2 separate regions of the Homo sapiens genome follow, and region 1 is linked to region 2. A link is an interaction called in ENCODE POLR2A ChIA-PET data of the cell type or tissue named here. Cell type or tissue: PC-9. All regions are shown on one strand. Each heading gives the region's core, and the rest is flanking DNA. Links, peaks and the distances in the headings are about the cores only. Region 1 has its middle 170 kb from the start of PRNP. Region 2 overlaps MAVS (mitochondrial antiviral signaling protein).

Region 1 (2,923 bases), core at 178-2,677, 640 kb before region 2:
TGGGAGCCTCTGGACAGGAGGACTTCCCTCCCCAACAGCTGGTCTCCTTCTGCCTTTGGGGCTCTGTTGGACCAGCTTGAAGAATATCTCCAACATACCCACTCCTATGTGGCCAAGGAGATGGGTTTGGGGGACAGAAAGTAACCATCTCTTCAGCACCCTCATCTCTTCCTACATGCACACACACTCACAGGCACAATATCTGCATAGACTTGCCACCTATGAAGGTGTCAGTGCTTCTTCTCCCAATACCTGGTTAGTGACTTGTGTATGAAAACTACAGAAACCTGTAGACCTAGGAAACAAAGACACTTCCAAATCTGGAAGTCCCAATTTGCAGACTGGATTTCCAAAGATGTTTTGGGTTTGATGGTTGGACACTGTCATTGACACTTTTCTTAGTAATAATATTCTTAATGGTGTTTGTGTCCCCATAAAAGCCTATATCACTCAATGTGGCTGAAATGTTGTATATTCACAATAAAAATATAAAGTTTCAATATTCATAAATAGTATACCAAATGTTAGTATTGAATATGATAAAGGCATTTCTGGGGCATCTTGAATATTGATGGTTGATAACAAGAAAATGTATTAGAGGAGGAGAAGAAAGTTGATAAAGAATTTTACAATCTCTGGACATCAGTAGATGTCATGAAACACTTTGATTTTTCTTGAAGTGTAGCCCAAGCATTACTCATCTTAACCTTGATTAAGGTTGTTTTTGGCTCACATTCAGACCACAGGAACTGGGAGAGAGAGTAAGAGAGGAAAAGGGAGGAAGAAAAAATAAGAGAAAAAGGAGGATGAGGACATGTGTAATGATGGATTTACAAATGGAGAAATGTCTTGTTTGATGTGAAATTCCCTACCATGAATGGGGAAAGGCAATGGAAAAGGGAATATTTAGAAATAAATATCAGGTCAGACAGATATTTGTACCAGTTTCCTTCTTGGTTGCTGTCTGAAGCTGGAGGAAAGGCATGAGAGTGTGGGGGGATGGGGGATTTCAGAGTGGTCAGAGGAAGTTGGGGGATGAATCAAAATTAAATTTTACATGTATAAGTCTTTGGAGAGTTAGACATTTCTAACCTAATGAGTGTCTGTGTTTGCTTTGTCCATAATAACCTCTCATAAAATGCTTATAAAGCTGAATACTTTGTGATATCTCATTCTGTTACCATTTCCATTGTCTAGAGTTTGACATTGACATTGCCAGAAAGTAAAATTTCTGGGTCTAAGGTACATTCTCCCATCCTTCAGCTGGGTCAATGTGTTCCATGACTTCATGCATATATGCGAATGACCTACCCCCAGGCATCACAAATCCTCTTGATCCATGCCAAACTCCATCTCTACTTGAGTTGTTGAGTTTCACACAATTGAGACACCTGATTAAATACATATTGTCTCTCTACTGCAGTGGTAAGAAAGAAGAGGGAAGAATTTTGTGAATGGAGATATTTCTCTCAGCTAGACATGGCAACTTAATAGAAATAGTTATCAGGTGAGTCATCCTTGACTCATCCTTTATGAATGGAAAATTAAGCCGTGCAATGAAGTTCTCAGCCTTTGTTCTCGAGTCTGGAACATGCCTCACATGATAGGTTGGTGCCTAGTGAATCAAGATTATAATAGTTGGGTTCTTAAATAAGAAAAGTTCTTCTCAGGGTGAGATGTCCAAAATGCATGTCCTCAACTTGAAGAACAAAGTCAGGTGTATAAAAGGCTCTTAATGAATATTTATTGAGTGAACTAATTTATGAATGAATAGGTTGGTGAGGAAGAGAGAAGAGCGGAGGGTTACTCTTAGTTTCTGGCTTGGGGAACAGTGTTGGCTTGTGGTAGTATTAACGAAGAGGATATACAGTAGGAGGAGGTCTTGAAGGTTGGGTTAAAAATCAGTGTTATGGTGAGTTCAGTTATGGACATGTTGAACTGAGGAGTCTGCAGGACATTCAAGTAGATACCTGGGTGGTTGTTGTGCAGAGTGTGTATTATGAAAATAAAAAAGGTCTTGCTGATATAAAGAGAGTTTTGCCAGGATTAATTCTCTTTTCTTCCCTTCCACTCATTTAATCTTTCTTTACAGCTTTTCTACTTTCTTTTCACAAACATTTCTGGGTTGGCTGTCATTTGCAGAGATTTGTGTTAGGTACTGTATATACATGAGAAGGAACAGTTTTAACTCATTCATTTAACAGTTTTATTGAGCTCCTACTACGTTCCAGACCCTGGCTCAGTTGTTATATTGGTCTGTATACAAGTGTACAAGTAGACATAGTCCCTTCTCAGGAAGAATTCAAATCATTTAAATAATAAGGCACAAATTTGTGAAACAAGTAACTGTTCAAAATTAAAGATCATTCTTTGCCTTCAACATAGGACATGTATATATTAAATGATCACTCCAAAGTCAAATAAATGATTTTTCAAAATTGAACAAAGATTTCCTATGAGAAATCTTTAGCAGGAATTAATTGGGCCATTCACTTACAATCCTTCTTACCATATTGAGCCTTTTAAGAATCTATATTTTTAAGTGGCCCTGCAGAGAAGTCCTTTGTCCGTAGTATAGATGGTGGGAAAACAAACCCCATGAGGTTTCCAAAGCTCTAGCTACTAAGAGGAGACTGAAGTTTTGAAAGGGTCCCTTAGTAATGGAAATGCTAATGATGACTGGAGTTCATTACTGTAATTGCTATGTTTTTGCAAACCTGAGTAATAGATGATCTCATTCAATCCATCAAGCACTGCTTTACAAATCCAGGAGTGTGAAGTTTTAAAAACAACAACATTAATTCAGTTGTTTCATTTTTAATATGAATTCTGACTAATTTAGCAAACATTTTTTTAAAATTTTAAAAGGAAATACAAAATAAAACTATAATACAATGTACTTCTAAAAGAAAAAAGTCTGAAA
Region 2 (2,923 bases), core at 197-2,696:
CTCTATAGGTTCTAAGTATTATTCCCCCTCTGCTGATTTACTTATTATAAACAGTACATAACTGATCAGATAAACACTTGTCCCTTTGCCACCCCTAATGCCTGCCCCCACTTCATATTCCAGGAACACTCCATTAAACCACCCCCTACTGTACTGGTGGGTGGTGGGAGGGGGCTCATCGGGTGGGGTCTTTGCCGTATTATTCTGTGTCACTGAGGCCTATCACAGTGCTCTGCACATGTAGGTGCAAATATCTGTTGTATGATTACATAAAAGAATGATGTGAAAGCCTATTTGTCTGTACCACAATCATGAACGTCCCCAACCACTTGAAGGCACTCATAGTGTCTTAATCATCTTAGGCCTTCGATCTGGCATAGGTAACTCCTTTAATAAACAATGTCTGCTAAACCAAATGGCTTCCTGAGGCCTGGCATTTTAGGCTGTGTCCCCTGCCCCACCTCGCCCAGCCTGGGGCATTGAGCCTGGCTGGGCACACACGTGATAGTTGTAATCATATTGTCATAACATCCCTGAGACTACATTAATTACATATTGAGTGTTATAGTACTATTATAGCAGGTGGCAGATGTTGGCACACTGGGCAGAGATGTGTTGGTGTGAAAAACCTCTATGTACTTTAAAGACAGGGTCTCCCTCTGTTGCCTAGGCTGAAGTGCAGTGGTGCCATCATAGCTCACTGTAACTTCAAACTCCTGTGCTCAAGTGATCCTCCCACCTCAGCCTCCTGAGTAGCTGGAACTTGAGGCACATACCACCACACCCAGCTAATTTTTAAATTTTTTGTAGAGATAGGGTCTAGCTGTTACCTACACTGGTTTTGAACTCCTGGCCTCAAGCAGTCCTTCTGCCTTGGTCTCCCAAAGTGCTGGGATTATAGGTATGATCCACCACCTCCAGCCAAAATCTCACTTTAAGTGGGGTCCCTAACTCCAGACATGTGATAAGCTGTGGTTCACAGGCATAAAGAACATCCAGCCTGGGGCCCCGGGGTCAGAGTTTTCCCTCGCATTGTCCCCTGGGTCCTTCATCCCTCCTAATCTTGCAAACCAGCTGTCAATTGGGTTGAGATGGTATCTCTTTCATAGGGTCATTATGAGGATTAAATGACTTAATATATGTAAAGCACTTAGCTTAATGCCTGGCAGACAGTAAGGTATGGAGTAAGTTGTAACCCTTATTATTATTGCTGTTGCTGTTAGCAACAGAGTGAGGAATGCTAGGAGTGACCATGCCCAGCACCGAATGAGGCCTTCATAGCCTTGGGCTAAAAGAAAAAGAGCAGAAAGGTGAACACAGGGGAAGGCCTCAATTTCAACACAGATGCATTAGACCAAGGACTCTGAACTCACTTTCCCTGGAGGTGGGGGTGCTATCAGCTGCTTAATGGAGCATCATGGAAAATGTGGGACTCAAGGCCTGAAGGACTCCATTCCTAAGAGATGGGAGCAGGAGACATGCTACGGAGTTTGAATCTTGCCTAGCACAGGGATTTCTGCCTGCTGGAAGGGCTCTGTCAGGGCCTAGTGGAAGCCCCTGCCTCAGTGGGGCAAACTGCCACTGGACACACCCATCATTCATCATCACCTCTCTGGGACAGTAGTAGCAGCCAGGCACCTCCAAAGAGCTTGACAACAGAGGAACCCGCTTCGGCCCCTCCTCTGAAGACAGGATCCTGCGCTACTCCAACTCTGAACTGGTTCAAGGTGAGAGACGTCATCCACAGAGGCCACAAAACCAAGAGGTGGATGCCTCATTGTTACTTCATGCTGTCTGGGAGCAAAGAGAGGGCCTTAGGCACAAAATCCTCCAGACCCGCATCTGCCCCTTGGCTTTCTCAACCCTTCACTCTCCAACTTCTATAAATAACCTGTACAGTGGCCAGGCACCGTGGTTCACACCTGTAATCCCAGCATTTTGGGAGGCCAAGGCGGGCGGATCACTTGAGGTCAGGAGTTCGAGACCAGCCTGGCCAACATGGTGAAACCCCATCTCTAACAAAAATACGAAAATTAGCCAGGTGTGGTGGCGGGCATCTGTAATCCCAGCTACTTGAGAGGCTGAAGCAGGAGAATCACTTGAACCTGGGAGGCGGAGGTTGCAGTGAGCCGAAGTTGCACCACTGCACTCCAGCCTGGGCAACAGAGCAACACTCTGTCTCAAAAGAAAAGAACCTCTGCAGAATGAGGGGAAGCAGGGAAGCAGGCAGGGGTGAACAAGATGGCCATGAATTGATAATTACTGAAGTTGGGTGATGGGCTCATGGGGATTTGTTATTCTACTCTCTCTACTTTTTTGTGTTTGAAAGTTCATAATAAATAATGTTGCTCAAAGGAAGCTATTAATAGTTTGAGGCCAGGCAGGGTAAAGAGCATCTCCTAGATTTTTTTTTTTTTTTTTTTTTTTTTTTTTTTTTTTTTTTTTTAGAGATAGGGTCTTGCTTTGTTGCCCAGGCTTGTCTCAAACTCCTGGCTTCAAGGGATCCTCCCACCTCGGCTTCCCAAAATGCTGGGATTACAGGCACAAGCCACCACATCCAACCTCCCTCATATTTGACTAAGAAGTCTCATAAATCTGAGAACACCTAGCAAGGAATTAAGGCGAGGGTGTGGCACTGTTCTGGCTTCAGTCTATCACCAGGCAGAGTCCACGCATTCTTCCCAGGGAGAAAGAAGCAGTGACAGCTCTTGGGCTTTGAGGGAAATGATTCAGCGGGAGAAAGAAGGTGGAGAGGGGCTAATATGCAGATACCATTGCTGCAGGTGGCTCTGCCCCTAAGCACTGAGGAGGGCACTGGTCCCTCTGGCCCCACCCAGCCTTCACCCCAAGGTGAAGTACGCTTTCTCAGGTCCCCAAGGATGGGTGGCCAGGTCCCCCACTGGGAGTGGAGGTCTCACTCCCT

What was found. Peaks named below come from ENCODE experiments on the same cell type or tissue, not always from the same donor. Only the 100,000 strongest peaks of a DNase experiment are listed, where the experiment ranks them.
Region 1: POLR2A ChIA-PET joins it to region 2 with 5 read pairs; 1 of 35 experiments calls an interaction of 5 or more read pairs at or near these places.

What each region holds. Positions count from the first base shown.
Region 1 is chr20:4,511,701-4,514,623 of GRCh38, reverse strand. No RefSeq gene overlaps it. Among named protein-coding and RNA genes, the nearest start is that of PRNP, 170 kb to the left of the region's middle. In PC-9, for the core only: no CTCF peak of the experiment used is centred there; a DNase peak (open chromatin) is centred at 1,523; H3K27ac peaks cover 1,282 bases.
Region 2 is chr20:3,870,158-3,873,080 of GRCh38, reverse strand. MAVS (mitochondrial antiviral signaling protein) reads right to left here. Exons shown (of 7, transcript NM_020746.5): 7 at 1-2,923. Among named protein-coding and RNA genes, the nearest start is that of PANK2-AS1, 18 kb to the left of the region's middle. In PC-9, for the core only: no CTCF peak of the experiment used is centred there; a DNase peak (open chromatin) is centred at 1,260; H3K27ac peaks cover 1,379 bases.